Regions from separate parts of the Homo sapiens genome. Here region 1 is linked to region 2. A link is a loop called in an ENCODE intact Hi-C map of the cell type or tissue named here. Cell type or tissue: heart right ventricle. All regions are shown on one strand. Each heading gives the region's core, and the rest is flanking DNA. Links, peaks and the distances in the headings are about the cores only. Region 1 overlaps ZFAND2A-DT (ZFAND2A divergent transcript). Region 2 overlaps CYP2W1 (cytochrome P450 family 2 subfamily W member 1).

Region 1 (8,464 bases), core at 231-8,230, 180 kb before region 2:
AGCTGCAGCCACATAATTACTCATTTGCCTTGTTTGTGCCTGTCTTCACGGCACACTCTTCCCCTGGTTCTAGGGTCTGGTCACGTTTGCGAGTCTGTGTCGCTGGGTTCTTTATGTGCCCACTTAGCCACCCTGGCACCTGCCATCCTCTTTCCTGCTTAAACCTAACAGGAATGGATTTCCATCACGGGCGTTTCTAATGTGCTCTGAGCAAGCTTCTGGGAGGCGCCGAGACGTGCAGAGTGGATGGCTACTGATGTGGCAGGAGGAGGGGAAGCAGGAGGCACACTGGGGCCTATGTGTCCTTAGAGAAGAGACGGGGTTTACCGGGTGAGGTGGCTCACGCCTGCAATCCCAGCACTTTGGGAGGCCAAGGTGGGTGGATCACCCGAGGTCAGGAGTTCAAGACCAGCCTGGCCAACATGGCAAAACCCCGTCTCTACTAAAAATACAAAAATTAGCTGGGTGTGGTGGCAGATGCCTGTAATCCCAGCTACTCGGGAAGCTGAGGCAGGATAATCACTTGAACCCGGGAGGCGGAGGTTGCAGTGAGCTGAGATGACACCACTGCACTCCAGCCTGGGCGACAAGAGTGAGACTCCGTCTCAAAAAAACAAAAAAAAGAGAAGAGACAGGATTGAGCCCCATGTGTGAGAGCCAAGGATAGAGGAGATGGCGGCCTCAAGGCTGCCATGCAGTGGGCAACAGTGTGCTGTGACTGTGTGGATCCAGGGGACGGAATCTTCCACCCCCAGCTACCTGGACCATGCCATCCGAAGCCAGGGAGAATTCGGCCCCGGCAACCTGGCAGAGGGCAGCTGTCTCCTGCTGATGACGGACAGCCACAGAGTACACCCCACCCACCCTTGGGCGCCGCATGGCCAGCGGCAGCAGCTCTGTCAGATTTCATATCCGCAGTCCTCCATTGCGTTGCACTCGTGACTCAATGTTCAAAAGCTTTCGGCCAGCTCCATTCTGCCCTCTCTGGGATAATATAACAATCAGAGAAAAGGAGTTTGGCCTGCACGGGAGGCCCCAAGAGGAGCCGGGTTCAGGCCACGTGGCTTCCAGCGCCTGCGTCCGCTTGCCCATCAAAGAAAGGGTACAAAAGTGGGAGAGTCTGTGGTTTCCTCATCAGCTTAGACCAAAGCCGTGACAGGGGAGAACCCCAAACTGCTAATTAAATCCATTCAGTTTTGGGGGTGGGGGAAGAGTAAACTCCTTCTCTGTGAGCACCAGGCAGTGGGTTCTGATTCCCACGCAGGCCAGCCTGGTGCTGTGGGTGAGGGCAGCTACTGCTGGCTCCTGCCCCAGTCTCCTGCCAGCTGCTCAGACCCGGAATGTCAGGGACCTGGCACCCGCCACCCCGGGCTAGCACTGTCCTACACCCTAACACAGAATCCAGCCACCTAGCTGCCTGAACTCCAGCCAAGAGGGACCAGAGAGGACGGAAAGGCCGTCGGTACCTGGGCTTTGTCTACCTCGCCCCTAGATGACCACCTGAGTGAGTGGGAGGGGCTGGATGAGGAGCAGGGCCCCTCCCCGGGGGCAACAACCACCTGAGAGAGCGGGGATGGCCTGGACAGAGGGGGGGAACCCTCCGGGGGGTGATGAGCACCTGAGTGAGTGGGGAGGGGCTGGACAGGAGCGCAAAGCCTCCTGGAGGTGATGGACACCTGAGAGAGTGGGTAGAGGCTGGACAGGAGCAGTGGGGCCTCCTGGGGGTGATGAGCACCTGAGTGAGTAGGGGGAAGCTGGGCAGGGAGGGGGGCCCTCCTGGGGGTGATGAGCACCTGAGTGAGTGGGCAGGGGCTGGACAGGAGCGCAAAGCCTCCTGGAAGTGATGGACACCTGAGAGAGTGGGTAGAGGCTGGACAGGAGCAGTGGAGCCTCCTGGGGGTGATGAGCACCTGAGTGAGTGGGCAGGGGCTGGACAGGAGCGGCGGGGCCTCCTGGTAAGGTCCGTTGTGCTTTGCTTTCTGCCTGGCCTCAGCAGAAGAGTTTGGTAATTGATTGCTATAATGGTGGCTGTTTTTAGAGTTTCTGTTGCTGGCAAAAAAGGACACAGGGACCCTTTTCAAAGAATATTCCAGGGAGTAGCGGGAGCTTCGGGGATGCAGGGACATAGTGTGTCCGGAGGTGGTTCCTGCTGGTGGGTTCGTTGTCTCCCTGACTTCGATAATGGAGCTAGGGACCTTCGCGGTGAGTGTTAACAGCTCTTAAAGATGGCACGGACCCAAAAAGTGAACAGTAGCAAGGTTTATTGTGAAGAGAGAAAGGATAAAGCTTTCACAGCATAGACGAGGACCCGAACACGTTGCCACTGCTGGCTAGAGGTGGGGGGGGGGGGCGGGGGTGGTTGGTGGCAGCCAGCTTTTATTCCCTTATTGGCCCCGCCCATGTTCCATTTCTGTCCTATCAGAGTGCCCTTTTTTCAATCCTCTCTGCGATTGACTACTTTTAGAATCCTGCTGATTGGTGCATTTTACAGAGCACTGATTGGTGCATTTTACAGAGCACTGATTGGTGCATTTTACAGAGCACTGATTGGTGCATTTTACAGAGTGCTGATTGGTGCATTTTACAGAGCGCTGATTGGTGCATTTTTACAGAGTGCTGATTGGTGCATTTTACAGAGCACTGATTGGTGCATTTTACAGAGTGCTGATTGGTGCATTTTACAGAGTGCTGATTGGTGCATTTTACAGAGCGCTGATTGGTGCATTTTACAATCCTCTTGCTAGATAGAAAAGTTGTCCCAGTCCCCACTTGACCCAGGAAGTCCAGGTGGCTTCACTTTTCAATAGGGCTGCCTGGGAGGCCGAAGCCTGCCACCTGCTGTCTCCCTCCCGAGGACGCAGCCCACCCTTCCCTCCAGGTGGAATTCCCTAGGACACAGCCCACCCTTCCCTCCAGGTGGAATTCCCTAGACCTAATCACAGCATCCTGGAAGGGCCAACCCCCGACGGCTCAGATTGGCGTGGGGCGTGACTGGTCCAGAAGGAACAAAGCGTGAATACATCAAATCCCAGGAGACTAACGGAGTTCCCCTGGGGAAACTCGAGGGTCTGACGCTTCGCTCGGATTTCAGATTCACAAAGACCATCAAGCACTTTCAGGTTCCTCAAAGATCCCAGGGGTCAGCTGCTCGTCGTGCTGACTTCGGGCCTGGGCTGAGCTCTCCCTCTGCTGGTAAAACCCTTCCTCACCCTGCACAGAGGTCAGAGCCCTGTGTTTCCCAGGGACCCCCTGGTCCCCTTTCCAGCCACGGGCAGGGTCCCCGCAGGTCCAGCCGGCCGCATACTTGCCCCCACAGCCTCTGTGTGCCTCCAGCACTGTCTTCGTCACTCGGCCTGTCCATGCTGGTGCTACTTTGGGTTGAGCTGTCTTGAAAAAATATATACATTGGCCGGGCACAGTGGCTCACGCTTGTAATCCCAGCACTTTGGGAGGCTGAGGCGGATGGATCACATCGTCAGGAGTTCGAGACCAGCCTGGCCAATGTGGTGAAAGTCTGTCTCTACTAAAAATACAAAAATTAGCCGGGCATGGTGGCGTGCACCTCTAGTCCCAGCTACTTGGGAGGCTGAGGCAGGAGAATCGCTTGAACCTGGGAGGAGGAGGTTGCAGTGAGCCGAGATCGTGCCACTGCACTCCAGCCTGGCAACAGAGGGACACTCTGTCTCCAAAAAAAAAAAAAGAAAAAAAAAGAAAAGAAAAAAAAGTATATATATATATATATATATATATATATATATATATATACACATATATATATACACACACACATACATTTGCATTCTCCATGCAGCTTACAAGCTGAAATCATGCTTTCCCCAGCTGCACCCCGCAAAGGATCTCGTGTGAACCAGGTCTTCAACAGCTCCCTACAGCTTGGGTGGGAAGGCTTCGATGTCTCCCAGGGTTAAATCGAGCAAGGAACAGCCTAAGGGCCGCAGTCCACGCCACCAGCAGGTGTGGCAGCCAGACGGGAAATTAACTTCCTGTCTGTTTCAAACTAAAATTTGTGGAAGAAAGAAACAATGTTGCAGTCCTAGCCAACGCGCATCCATTAAAATAAGGGACAAACCCAGCGGCCAAGCAGCGGAGGGGCTGACTCCACGAAGACCCGCTGCTGCCGCCAGGGGGAGCTGCCAGGGTGCAGGGCGGAGATTGGAGGGGTTGCAAGGGGGCGTGGCCGGGAGGGAACATGGCGGCACAGAGGAGGAAGGGGGTGGCCCTTATTCAGAACCCCTCAGGAAACAGAACAAAGTCGAAACAACCCGCTGACTCCGCATTGTTGGTACTGCGTGCAGGACTAGGCTTTCTGCCCCGCGTTCTCGGGAACAGACGCCTGGGGATCCCGAGGCCACAGGGGCTCAGATCAGAGTAGCGTTGTAAAATCAGGAATGACTTAAAAACTGTTTCTTTTTGTAGAGACAGGGTCTTGCTATGTTGCCCAGGCCGTTTTTGAACTCCTGGCCTCAAGGGATCCACCCGGCTCGGCCTCTCAAAGCGCTGGGATTACAGGCATGAGGCATGGCGCCCGGCCCAAGGATGGCATTTCTGATGCAAAAATACCATGAGTGACATAGCCTGAGTGTGGTCATTGCTAATGTGGGAGGAAAATACGGAGAGGAGGTGTCTCTGCAGCCGAGGAAGAGCGTGTTGTCAAGAGGTAGGAGGGCAACCCGCCATGGCTGGTGAGAGCCAGGCTGAAGTGTCTGTTGGACTTAGCAGGTGGGAGGCCGGTTCGCCTTCAGGACGTCCCGGAGGTGGTGGCAGAAGTCGGGGGAAATGGGCTGAAGGAAGGATGGATAGAGGTAGGAGAAGCTCGCATGCCTAAAGATGATGAATGTGTTCACCCGTCCAGCCTGGCAGACAGGTGACTCCCCACTGCCCGCTCCCCATGACACCCTCTCTTCTGCTTGGACACAGTGGATTCTACTTTTGCAATTATAATTCACAGCCTCAGCAAATATTTGTAAGAAGTGCACAGCAAAGATAAGAAAGATGAAGGTGGGTCCTGTTTTTTCCCCAGAGCTTACTGTCTTCTTGTTCTCAGACAGAAAAAAGGGCTGGGCGCGGTGGCTCACACCTGTAATCCCAGCACTTTGGGAGGCCAAGGCGGGCGGATCACCTGAGGCCAGGAGTTCCAAACCAGGCTGGCCAACATGGTGAAACCCCATCTTTACTAAAAATACAAAAATTAGCTAGGTGTGGTGGCAGCGCCTGTAGTTCCAGCTACTCAGGAGGCTGAGGCAGGAGAATCGCTTGAACCTGGGAGGTGGAGGTTGTGGTGAGCCAAGATCGCGCCACTGCACTCGAGCCTGGGGGACAAAAGTGAAACTCTTGTCTCAAAAAAAAAAAAAAAAAAAGCAAAACAAAGAAAATCCACGTCCTGAAACAACTGGACAATAAATGTAAACGTTGCGTTTATGAGGGTGAGGCAGAGGCTGCCATCATTTTTGGAATTCAGGGAGTGAAAATTTCCCAGCGCACACCTGAAGCAGCTGGGCTGGCGTGTCTGGGAGTTTCACAGTGGAGGATGGCCCCAAGCGCCTTTGAACACAGGGAACGGGATGGGGTGGGGACACCCAGGGAGACTGCTGAAGCCAAAGTTGTGTGTCGGCCAGGACTTCTGATTGCATGTGGCAAGAACCCAACTCAAAATAGGTTCTGTGAAAACGGGAGTTTATGGGCTCCTAAATTTTAGATGTGCCCGGATCCAGGAACTCAAGTGTGGTTCTTGATGCCTTTCCCTGAGAGCCGGCCCCTCTCCCCTGACTGCAGAGCAGCCCCTCGGGGTAGCCAGGAAGCAGCTACCGTCAACGCAGCTACTCATGGGCAGCACCTGAGGGTCTCCCTGCAAGCCTGCATCAGAATCCACGCATGAACTAAGAGGAGTTTTTTTGTTTGTTTTTGAGACAGTCTCACTCTTGCCCAGGCTGGAGTGCTGTGGCACGATCTGGTCTCACTGCAACCTCCGCTTCCCGGGTTCAAGTGATTCTCGTGCCTCAGCCTCCCGAGTAGCTGGGATTACAGGTGCCACCACCACGCCTGACTGATTTTTGTATTTTTAGTAGAGACGGGGTTTCACCATGTTGGGCAGGCTGGCCTCGAACTCCTGACCTCAAGTGATCCACCTGCCTCAGCCTCCCACAGTGCTGGGATTACAGGCATGAGCCACCACGCCCAGCCTGGATGATTTTCTTGACCTCGTTTAGGGTGACTTCACATGACACTAATGGAGACATTTCTGAGACTGAAAATGGGGTGCTCTGAATAATTTTGCTAGAACAGTTAACATAACCTGGGACTCTTCTGGGAAAAGCAGGACATAACGTCACTGTCACTGTTAAGTGGACACTGAGGGATGACCCACCAGAGCCACATAAAATTGGGGAGAGGTATCACTCCAAAGGGGTGGTCCTGGCCGGGCACGGTGGCTCATGCCTGTAATCTCAGCACCTTGGGAGGCCAAGGTGGGAAAATCGCTTGAGGCCAGGAGTTCTAGACCAGCCTGGTCAACATAGCAAGACCCAATCTGTATTAAAAAAAAAAAAAAAAAGGCTGGGCGCAGTGGGTCACACCTGTAACCCCAGCACTTTGGGAGGCCGAGGTGGTCGGATCTCTTGAGGCCAGGAGTTCGAGCCCAGCCTGGCCAAAATGGCAAAACCCTGTCTCTACCAAAAACACAAAAATTAGCTGAACGTGGTGGTGGGTGCTTGTAATTCCAGCTACTCGGGAGGCTGAGGCAGGAGAATTGCTTGAACCTGGGAGATGGAAGTTGCAGTGAGCCAAGATCGCACCATTGCACTCCTGGGCGATAGAGGAAGACCCTGTCTCCAAAAAAAAAAAAAAAAAAAAAAAAAAAACTCACCACAAAGGACTAGTGCTATTGACAAATGCAGGAGAGACAGGAATGCTGGAGTTACAAAACTAACAGGCATGGCCGGGCACAGTGGCTTACCCCTGTAATCCCAAAAAACTAACACGTGTGGCCGGGCACAGTGGCTTACCCCTGTAATCCCAAAAAACTAACAGGCGTCGTCCAGGTTTGAATTCTGACTTCTCTGTTTCTTACCCCCTCCACGCCTCAGTTTCCCCTTATTTAAAATAGGGATCGTAGCAGGGACCCGTTGGCGAGGAACACTTGTGGCCCCTTGTTGCGGAGTTGATGTGTTACTGGAGACGCTGCGACCTCCTCTTTTTTTTTTTTTTTTTTTTTTGAGACGAAGTCTCGCTCTGTCGCCCAGGCTGGAGTGCAGTGGCGCAATTCTCGGCTCACTGCAAGCTCTGCCTCCCGGGTTCACGCCATTCTCCTGCCTCAGCCTCCCGAGTGGCTGGGACTCAGGCGCCCGCCACCACGCCCGGCTAAGTTTTTGTATTTTTAGTAGAGACGGGGTTTCACCACATTAGCCAGGATGGTCTCGATCTCCTGATCCCGTGATCCGCCTGCCTCGGCCTCCCAAAATCCTGGGATTACAGGCGTGAGCCACCGCAGCCAGCCACGATCTCCTCCTTTCTAGTGGACATCTCGAGGTCTGCAAACTAAGGCCATGAGAGCTGCCCGCCTCCCTGCAGAGTCGTGCTATTACAAGGCCCTTCTTCCCTGCTGACCACAAGGCAGCTATCAGAGGCTGTCTTAGGAGGACTTCACGTAAAAAGAAGCCCCTAAGCTTGATAGGCTGAGAAACCTAGGTACGCCATGGCCACCTTACTTATGCGTGGTGGTACTTCTCTGTTTCTTTGAATGCAGGTGTTCAATTAATTACAAAAAAGATGAAACTTAAAATTCTGACTTGGCCGAGTGTGGTGGCTCACGCCTGTAATCCCAGCATTTTGGGAGGCCAAGGCACCCAGATCACGAGGTCAGGAGTTCGAGACCAGCCTGACCAACATGGTGAAACTCCGTTTCTACTAAAAATACAAAAATTAGCCAGGCATGGTGGCACATGCCTGTAATCCCAGCTACTCGGGATGCTGACGCAGGAGTATCGCTTGAACCCAGGAGGCAGAGGTTGCGGTAAGCCGAGATTATGCCACTGCACTCCAGCTTGGGTGACAGAACAAGACTCTGTCTCAAAAACAAAAACAAAACAAAAAACAAAAAAATTGAGCAAATAAGAAAATCCACTGAGGACAAAGGAGCCAGGTTTCTCACTGCTGGAGAAGGTATTCACAATCATGAAAGGTAGAAAGCTAGAAAGAGCCCGGAGGTGTTGGGCTGAAACTGAAGGCATGGTTATGGATTTGGTTTTTGGAAAAACACATGTATGCAACATAGACATAGCTACAGACGTGTGTATATACACAGGCACATACATCTTACATTCCTAGCCTATGTCCACCGAGAGAGCCCAGAAGCAATGAGCGCACTGCTCACCCAAATCCTGCTGTTTTTTAAATTATTATCCTTTTTGAGACGGTGTCTCGCGCTGTCACCCAAGCTGTAGTGCAG
Region 2 (8,159 bases), core at 160-8,159:
GCATTCCTGGTCCCCTGCCTGCGTCCATCGAGGGGCCTGGCTGTGGCCTGTTTTCCTTTGACCCCACACAGCGTCATTGCGGGTCATGGGGAGCCCCTGGTGGGAGCTTGTGGAGTCGGATCACGTACCTGTGCAGAAACCGCCTCTGTGGCTGCATTTGAAATAAAACCCGACCCAGCAGCAGCCGTGGGTCCTGCTCTGTGCGGTGCGTCCCCTGCCTGTGGACTGCGGAATTCGTGTCCCCCATGCCAGCGCACGCCAGGCTGAGACCCCGCCCTTGGTGGCCACCCCAGGATGGCATTGGGGGCGCTCTGTGTGTGGCGTTCCTGGCAGTGGGTGCTGGCTGATCGCTTGCGTTCAGGCCGGCCGTTTCCCAGCGCTGGCAGTGACTGACCCTGCCAGGAAACACACTTAGGCCGCACAGAATCAAGCCACACACTTCCTGTTCCCAGCAGCACGTGGTCCCTGCCCCCAAGTGATGTGAGGTGCCGCGGGGCACCGGGAAGGCCGTGGTGACCGCAGAGCTCTGGGCAGCTGCCGGGGAGGGCCGGGTGGCCATGGCGAGGAGGTCCGTGCCCCACTGTGAGGCCAAGTCTGTTCCAGGATGGGCCCCGGGGAGGGCTGAGGCCAGTGGCTCCGGTCTGGGCCTCCACAGAGCAGACACCCAGGTGCTGCTGCCCCGGGGCCGCCTCCTGCCCAGCCCAGGTTGGGGGTTTGTGCTGCCGTCTCAGTGCTCCCCCAACTGACGGTGGAGCAGAAAAGTAGCTGCAGCCGCCACCTGGCAGCCTTGGGACGCTGGCTCAGGCCCTGAGTGCCCCCTTGGGTGCCCCGCCCCCCAACAGAGCTCCTGAGGCTGAGGTCAGGCTGCCTGCCTTGGCTGCCACCAACGCACAGAGCTGCATGCAAGCCGGGAGGCGGGAGCACGGCCGGCCTCACCCTGTGAGAGCAGAGTCACAGGCTCCGGGCTGTTGTTGTGGGGAGGGCCTGGGGCTTCCCGTGGCCACTGCTGGCCTGGCTGGGCCTCCTCAGCCGTGGCCCTCGGGGCCTGCACCTCAGAGCGGTGACTGGCCTCACTGTGACCCACGGACGTCTACTGTGACTTCCTCCTTAGCTCCCTGAAGACACCCAGGGCTGGGCTAAGATGTGGTCTGGGCAGGTCTGGCTGACCACTCAGGCCATCTCTATGTGGACATCGAGACTCGGGGCCGGAGGAGACCCTAAGGACCGTGTCCCCAGGTCCTCTCTGCACCCACCAAGCTGTGGGAAGGAGATGAGGCTGTTTGCTCTTCCTTGGCCAGCATCCAGCCCCGTCCCCCAACTGTTGTGGCCAAAATTCTGACCACCCACGACACAGGGCCTGCTGTGTGCACCCCACTGGCCCAGGGCGGGCCTTGCCGGCGGCAGGCGAGGAGTCCAGCCCCTCCTGGTGTCGGTCAGGTGAACTCACAAACAGGAAGGCACGTTGCACAGCACGAACCTTCAGATCTGCCAGGCGGTGCCTGCGATCCGGCTGCTGGCAGCACAGCTTTGCAGAGAAGCTGCTGGGAAGGGTCCGTGTTCAGCCCAGCAGTCAGGGTGCTCAGTGGCCCCTATGCTGTGAGGCACCTTAAACAAACAGCAGAGGGAGACCCGCAAAGTGCAAAGAAGGGGCAGCAGCCTCCAGAAGGCAGGGCTGATGGATCCGGAACCAGAGCTCTGAGCTTCCCAGCAGCCGAGTCAGAAAGGGAAATGGGGTGGGTACTGCTGAGTCCTCACCGACCATTAGTGGGAAAAGGTCTTGAAGACCTGGGCCTCCCTTCGACAGCACAGATGCTCCCCTGACACCGGCTGGGGAGTGCTCTCCTGTCAGGGGTTCCCACCTCTGTGGATCGTAAGGTGCCAAGCTCCTCAGGGCTCCCTGGCGAAAGATGCCGAAGGGTGGCGCAGAGAAGTCACCTGGAATGTGGCTCAGAGAACCACGCAATGCCCTGGGGTCTCCCTACCCCGTGCAGGTCAGTGAGGGCACCCGCCCATGCAACCCCAGGGGCCAGCCACGTCGGGCCACATGTGCTGGGGCTGTGTGTGCCAGAGAACGGGCTGTGAGTCCCTGTCTCAGCTGGCGCTTGTGCGGGACTCCTGAGCCAGGAAGCCTCCGGCTAAGGAAGCCCCGCCTTAGCCTGGAGACGACCCTCACGTCCGTCCCTCACGTCTGTCCCTCGGCAAGTGCTCCTCACTGTGGAGAGGGCAGCTGCTGACCTGCAGCAAGCCAGGTGGCGGATCAAGATTTGTGCCAAGTGAGGGGCCAAACTTAGCGTGGGCATGCGTGCTTTTCTCTTTACATGTGTCCAAGGCCATAAGCGATGGGCTGTGACAAAGCACATCTGGGCTGAGCTCAGGGAGAAATGTCCCCTGCAGTAGATATGCAAGTGTGTGCAGGTGTCAGAAACACCAAGCCACACACTGATAACTCATGCCGGGTGCGGCGGCTCACACCTGTAACTCAGCACTTTGGGAGGCAGAGGCGGGAGGATCGCTTGAGCTCAGGAGTTTGAGACCAGCCTGGGCAACATGGCTAAACTGCCCCCCAACAAAAAATAAAAAATCCGGGGATGGTGGCATGTGTCTGAAGTCACAGCTACTCGGGAGGCTGAGGTGGGAGGATGGCTTGAGCTCGGGAGGTCAAGGCTGCAGTGAGCAGTGATTACACCACAGCAAGAGCCGGCATCTAAAAAAAATTTAGTGCGGTGAGCACTAAATTTAGTGGCTCACGCCTGTAATCCCAACACTTTGGGGGGGGCCAAGGTGGGCGGATCATGAGGTCAGGAGTTCGAGACCAGCCTGACCAACCTGGTGAAAGCCCATCTCTACTAAAAATACAAAAATTAGCTGGGTGTGGTGGTGGGCGCCTGTAGTGATCCCAGCTACTCAGGAGGCTGAGTCAGGAGAATCGCTTGAACACGGGAGGCAGAGGTTGCAGTGAGCCGAGATCGTGCCATTGCACTCCAGCCTGGGTGACAGAGCGAGACTCTGTCTGAAAAAATAAATACATAAAAATAAAAGTAATGTTTTTAAATAATCAAAGGGAGCATTGTTTGGAAGTCAGAATCACATTGCCTGTGGGGGTGAGCAGACCTGTGGAGACTGGGCTTTCCAGGCCAAAGGGCCCTCCCTGACATTGGGGGTGCGAACACGCAGAGCAGGCTGGAGACCTCTCACAGCACTGTGCGGCTTCCGGAAACCGTCCCCTGCCCCAGCCCACCCAGCCCTCTGAGGAAGCGGCCTCTGAGCAGTTTCTTGCAGGATTGATGTCTGAGAAACAGCTCACACCAAGTGCCGTCTGCTCACTCCACCAAGAGTGACACAGGTTCGGCCGCTGAATCACCCTCAGAGCACTGTCCTCCCTCCAAGCCCCCAAGAGAGTGGCATCTTTTTAGAGACAGGGTCCCGCTCTGTCGTCCAGGCTGGAGTGCGGTGGCATGAGCTCTGCTCGCTGCCACCTCCACCCCCCTGGGCTCAGGCGATTCTCCTCCCTCAGCCTCCTGAGTAGCTGGGAACACAGTTGCTACCACTACACCCGGCTAATTGTTGTATTTTTTGTAGAAGCGGGGGGCCTCACTGTGTTGCCCAGGCTGGTCCCAAACTCCTGGGCTCAAGCGATCCTCCCACCCCGGCCTCCCACCGTGCCTGGGATTTATTTCTGGATGACTCGGTGCCCAGTGTTCACATCCCAGAGCCTCAAGCTGACCTTCCAGCCCGGGCCGGCGCTGTCCGCTCCCCACTCCTCTCCCTGGAGCGCTGGCAGCCTCCAGCTGGGCTCTTTCTCTGCCTGCCTGTCCCTGCCTGTCCCTGCACAGATCAGGTGGCGCCACCTGCCGTCCGTCCAGTCCCTCGGCTCTTGCTCCAGTCACAGTCAGGCCCTGGCCGGGCGCCGTGTGCCATGCGCCCTCCAGTGGCTCCCAGGGAACGGGCGCTCTCTCCACGCGCTCCAGCTGCCGTCCCCCTGCCCTGTCTGGGTCAGGCCACCCCCCGCCCACTGGGACCTCAGAAGCACTCGTACCCCTGCTGGCTGCGTGGGTTTCACAGGCGATAAAGCTGAGTGCAGCCTCAAACCCTGAATAGTCATCAAAGTTAGGATCCTACAGACTCCTCCAAGCCTCACCTCATCACCCCTGTGGCCCAGCAGTCCAGAGCCATGGGCCACCCCCTCCCCCGCTTGTTATGCAGCAGGAGCTACCCGATGCACTCTGACCTCAGACACCCTAGGACTTTGCTTAGATTTCACAAGGGACTGAGTCCAGGCAGGAGGGGTGGGGAATTTGGCCAGCGATGGGCCTGCCTCGGGGCATTTGTGAGACCTGCCCGGAGAGACAGCTGGGCGCTAGGCTGAGCTGTCCAAGTCCCACTGCCCTCTGAAGCCTGGTGAGCCCACCCAGCCCTCCAGTGTCTTACCTCCTTCCCCCTCAGCATCCAAGGTGGGAAGAAGACCCCCGCTCTGAGGGAGCCCCAGCAATCACGGGGAGGGCCCAGGTCCCAGAGTGAGGCCGGCTTCCAGCCTCTGGGTTCCAGAAGTTTCCTAATGGGGGCTGCCCACTCCGAGGGAGGAGCTTCAGGACATCTGAACCAGGACCCCCGCACTGGACAAGGCCCCAGGCCCCTACATGTGTGTTCCCTGTGGGTGTGGTTGAGCGGTGGCGTGGCAGCTCCCTTGGGTCACTTGGGTTCCATTAAACGGCGTCTCCGTGGGTAAAGCTTGGTCTCCTCCTAAGCCCGGCCAGCCCGGCACTCAGATGGCCTCACCCTCCGAGCTTACTGTGGGGGGGCCTCACCCTCCGAGCTTGCTGCGGGAGGTTTGCAGATGGCTCGGGGACTGTGTGGTTTTGTTTTGCCTTGACTTAGGATGGTAATGGGAGGCACGTGCAGCACGGCTGAGGGCCAGCCTCAGACCCAGAAGCAGATCTGGGGCCAAGAGCAGCCTGCCCACCCCAGGAGGGTCCTTCCCTGGAGACCTAGAGGCGGGGGGGTACAGGGGCCGGGGTCGGCGTCCCTCCTGCTGCTGAGGACAGACGTCCGGGGAGCAGTTCAGCCACGTCGTGAGCCATGGGGTTCGGGGTGTCTGCCTCTCCCATGACATCTGGGCACCATGGGGTGGATGTCCACAGAGGCATCTCCCGAAATCCATGCGTGAGGAAGCTGGGCTCGCGGGCTGCCTGCTGCCTGAGTTCTCTGGGACCCTTGAAAAGGACCCATTGGCAGGTGCGTGGATAAAGCAGGACAAATCCACCACTCCCCACTCACTCGAGGTCCCCAGAGCCCTCACACCCACAGACCAGGAAGGAGAAGGACTGGGGAGGGACTCGGAGTGGGTGTTTAACGCAAGCAGGGCTTCAGCCCGGGAAGATGAGGAGGCTCTGGAGGTGACAGTGGTGGCCGTGAATGTGCCTGTGCCCCTGAACTGTGCACTTCAACATGGCTGATGGTGAATTTTCTCTACGTGTATTTTATCACCATTTTTAAAAATAGCAACAAAGAAACACTTGGAAATGAGGCGTAGACAGTGGCCTGTCCCATCCGTGCCAAGCCCCGGCATTTCCCAGCAAGCCCCCGGGACGTGCCTGTGCACCTGGCCGGCAGCCTGAGTGCAGCTGTGAGAAACGGGCACCCAGGTCTGCCCGGTCGAGAAGGTGGCACCTCCGGGGTTCGGGTCTCACTCGGCCCCCCCCTTCCCTCCTGCCCGCCCCACACCCCTGCCCACGCCCATGGGCATGAGTTAAAGGAGATTTGATACCTGCTTACTCTGTTTTCACTAAGCTAGGCTTGTTTACACTTGAGGATGAGGCATTTGGACCGCCTAACTTGGGGGGCCCTGGCTGTACCCCGTGGAGGAGCCCTGTCATCTCGCTGGGTGAGATGGGGTGAGAGGTCGCGTGAGTCGGGCGAGCGGGGTCAGGGTTGGGGTTGGGGTTATGTTTATTGTCTTAGTGCTTTGAGGGGAAGCTCAGCCGTCACTCATCACCCTGTACTTGGTGTCCCTCATGTCGGCTGGGCCTCCATGAAGCGGGGCGGGACAGGGTCAGCGTTTCCTCCCCACGTGGGCCTCGGGCTCCCCTGGGCCCAAGGAGATGAATACCCCAGGCCAATGTAAGGCGGGGGCCCGAGGGTCCCCTGCAGGGCCGGGAGGGCGGGGCCTGAGTCCTTCACCCCACCCAGGAGGCCGACTAAGTTGGGGGCACAAGGGTCCCCTGTAGGGTTGGGAGGGCTGGGCCTGAGTCCTCCACCCCACCCGGGAGCCCTGACAACAGCTGGGAGGGATTTTCCACAGCCCCTGCCCTGGAATGTTCCGCACCCTCCAGAGCTCCAGAGGGGCTCACCAGTCACACTGGGCGGGGCGTCGCGTGGCCCCACCTGGCGCCAGGACCCCGTTCTTTCTGCCCTTCAAGTTTTCAGTGTCATATTTCAAATGTCTGAGGGGAGAATAGTGAAGCCAGCACTCGCTCCCTGCTCTTCCCCAGAAATAGGTGAGCGGACGCAGCCGAGCCTCCATCCCTCCGTCCCCTTCTCGTCCTTGCAGCAGCCTCCGTAGCAGCAGCCCCACCCATGACTTAGGGACCCTGCGGCCCCACCTGGGAGTGTGAGGCCTGCCGTGCACCCGTGTGTCCCGGCCACCACGTCCTGGCCTTGGGGCGCCGCTTCACGTGGCGCAGGTGGGAATGTGCCACGGCTTATCCTCTCTTCTCGGTGAGGGGCCGCCTGCCGCTCACGTGCATGGTCAGCGCTGGGACGGGGGCCAGGGCCGTCTCAGACAGCAGGTGTCCCATCACACCGCCCCCAGCACACGCGCCACTGTCACACTGCCGACCACACCGCCCCCAGCACACGCGCCACTGTCACACTGCCGACCACACCACCCCCAGCACACGCGCCACTGTCACACTGCCGACCACACCGCCCCCAGCACACGCGCCACTGTCACACTGCCGACCACACCACCCCCAGCACACGCGCCACTGTCACACTGCCGACCACACCGCCCCCAGCACACGCGCCACTCACACTGCCGACCACACCGCCCCCAGCACACGCGCCACTCACACTGCCGACCACACCGCCCCCAGCACACGCGCCACTCACACTGCCGACCACACCGCCCCCAGCACACGCGCCACTCACACTGCCGACCACACCGCCCCCAGCACACGCGCCACTCACACTGCCGACCACACCGCCCCCAGCACACGCGCCACTCACACTGCCGACCACGCCACCACCAGCACAGGTGCCACTCACACTGCCGACCACACCGCCACCAGCACACGCGCCACTCACACTGCCGACCACACCGCCCCCAGCACACGTGCCACTGTCACACTGCCGACCACACCGCCCCCAGCACATGTGCCACTGTGTGGCTCGACATTTCCTTCTGTTTGTTTGAGATGGAATCTCGCTCTGTCACCCAGGCTGGAGTGCAGTGGTGCGAACTCGGCTCACTGCAACCTCTGCCTCCCAGTTCAAGCGATTCTCCTGTCTCAGCCTCCTGAGTAGCTGGGATTACAGGCACGTGCCACCATGCTCGGTTAATTTTTTTGTATTTTTAGTAGAGACAGGGTTTCACCATGTTGGGCAGGCTGGTCTCGAACTCCTGACCTCGTGATTCGCCTGCCTCGGCCTCCCAAAGTGCTGGGATTACAGGCATGAGCCACCGCACCGGGTCAGTGTTTCCATTTTTGCCACTGCAGTGCTGCTTGTCTTCAGGGGCTGAGGTGCCCTCCCCCCGCCCCAAGGAAGCCTCTGGCGCCAGTGCCTGTCTCTGAAGGAGAATGTGGGCCTTGCCTCCCTGCACCAGTCATACGCATGGCCCCAGTGGCTTGGCTCAGAGTCTGGCACTGCAGGCCGACTGCCTCCAGGCACAGCTGCAGGAAGTGTTCCAGGAGCGGGAATGGAGTGGGGTCTGCAGGAGTCCCAGGACCTGGGGGGTGCAGGGCTCGCACGCTGAGGACACCCACCTGCGCCTGTCTCTGGCTGGATGCAGCCACCCGTTGTCTCCCTGCAGCCCCAGCTGTAGGTGCTGGGGGGCCCTGGGGGGAGCTAGGTGGGTGGGAGTGCAGCTTCAGGGGTGGGAGAGTGGGCGGGGCCCTGGAGGCGCTCCTGGGGGCTGGCAGGGACTGAGCTGCAGACAGCAT

What was found. Peaks named below come from ENCODE experiments on the same cell type or tissue, not always from the same donor. Only the 100,000 strongest peaks of a DNase experiment are listed, where the experiment ranks them.
Region 1: a loop joins it to region 2, with 4 times the contacts of the local background. A loop is called at or near these places in 55 of 110 quality-filtered maps.

The regions. Positions count from the first base shown.
Region 1 is chr7:1,165,738-1,174,201 of GRCh38, reverse strand. It overlaps ZFAND2A-DT (ZFAND2A divergent transcript), which reads right to left. Exons shown (of 3, transcript NR_110069.1): 3 at 8,244-8,464. Among named protein-coding and RNA genes, the nearest start is that of ZFAND2A-DT, 9.6 kb to the right of the region's middle. RefSeq lists enhancers at 2,804-3,777, 3,827-4,216, 3,778-4,753. In heart right ventricle, for the core only: a CTCF peak has its summit at 4,137 (motif pointing right); a DNase peak (open chromatin) is centred at 4,161; H3K4me3 peaks cover 1,162 bases; H3K27ac peaks cover 951 bases.
Region 2 is chr7:989,030-997,188 of GRCh38, reverse strand. It overlaps CYP2W1 (cytochrome P450 family 2 subfamily W member 1), which reads right to left. Exons shown (of 9, transcript NM_017781.3): 9 at 7,549-8,159. It overlaps CHLSN (cholesin), which reads left to right. Exons shown (of 5, transcript NM_001318252.2): 5 at 1-183. Among named protein-coding and RNA genes, the nearest start is that of CYP2W1, 9.9 kb to the right of the region's middle. RefSeq lists enhancers at 1,448-1,497, 7,822-8,159 and a silencer at 4,033-4,122. In heart right ventricle, for the core only: a CTCF peak has its summit at 3,900 (motif pointing left); DNase peaks (open chromatin) are centred at 3,848 and 5,254; H3K27me3 peaks cover 366 bases.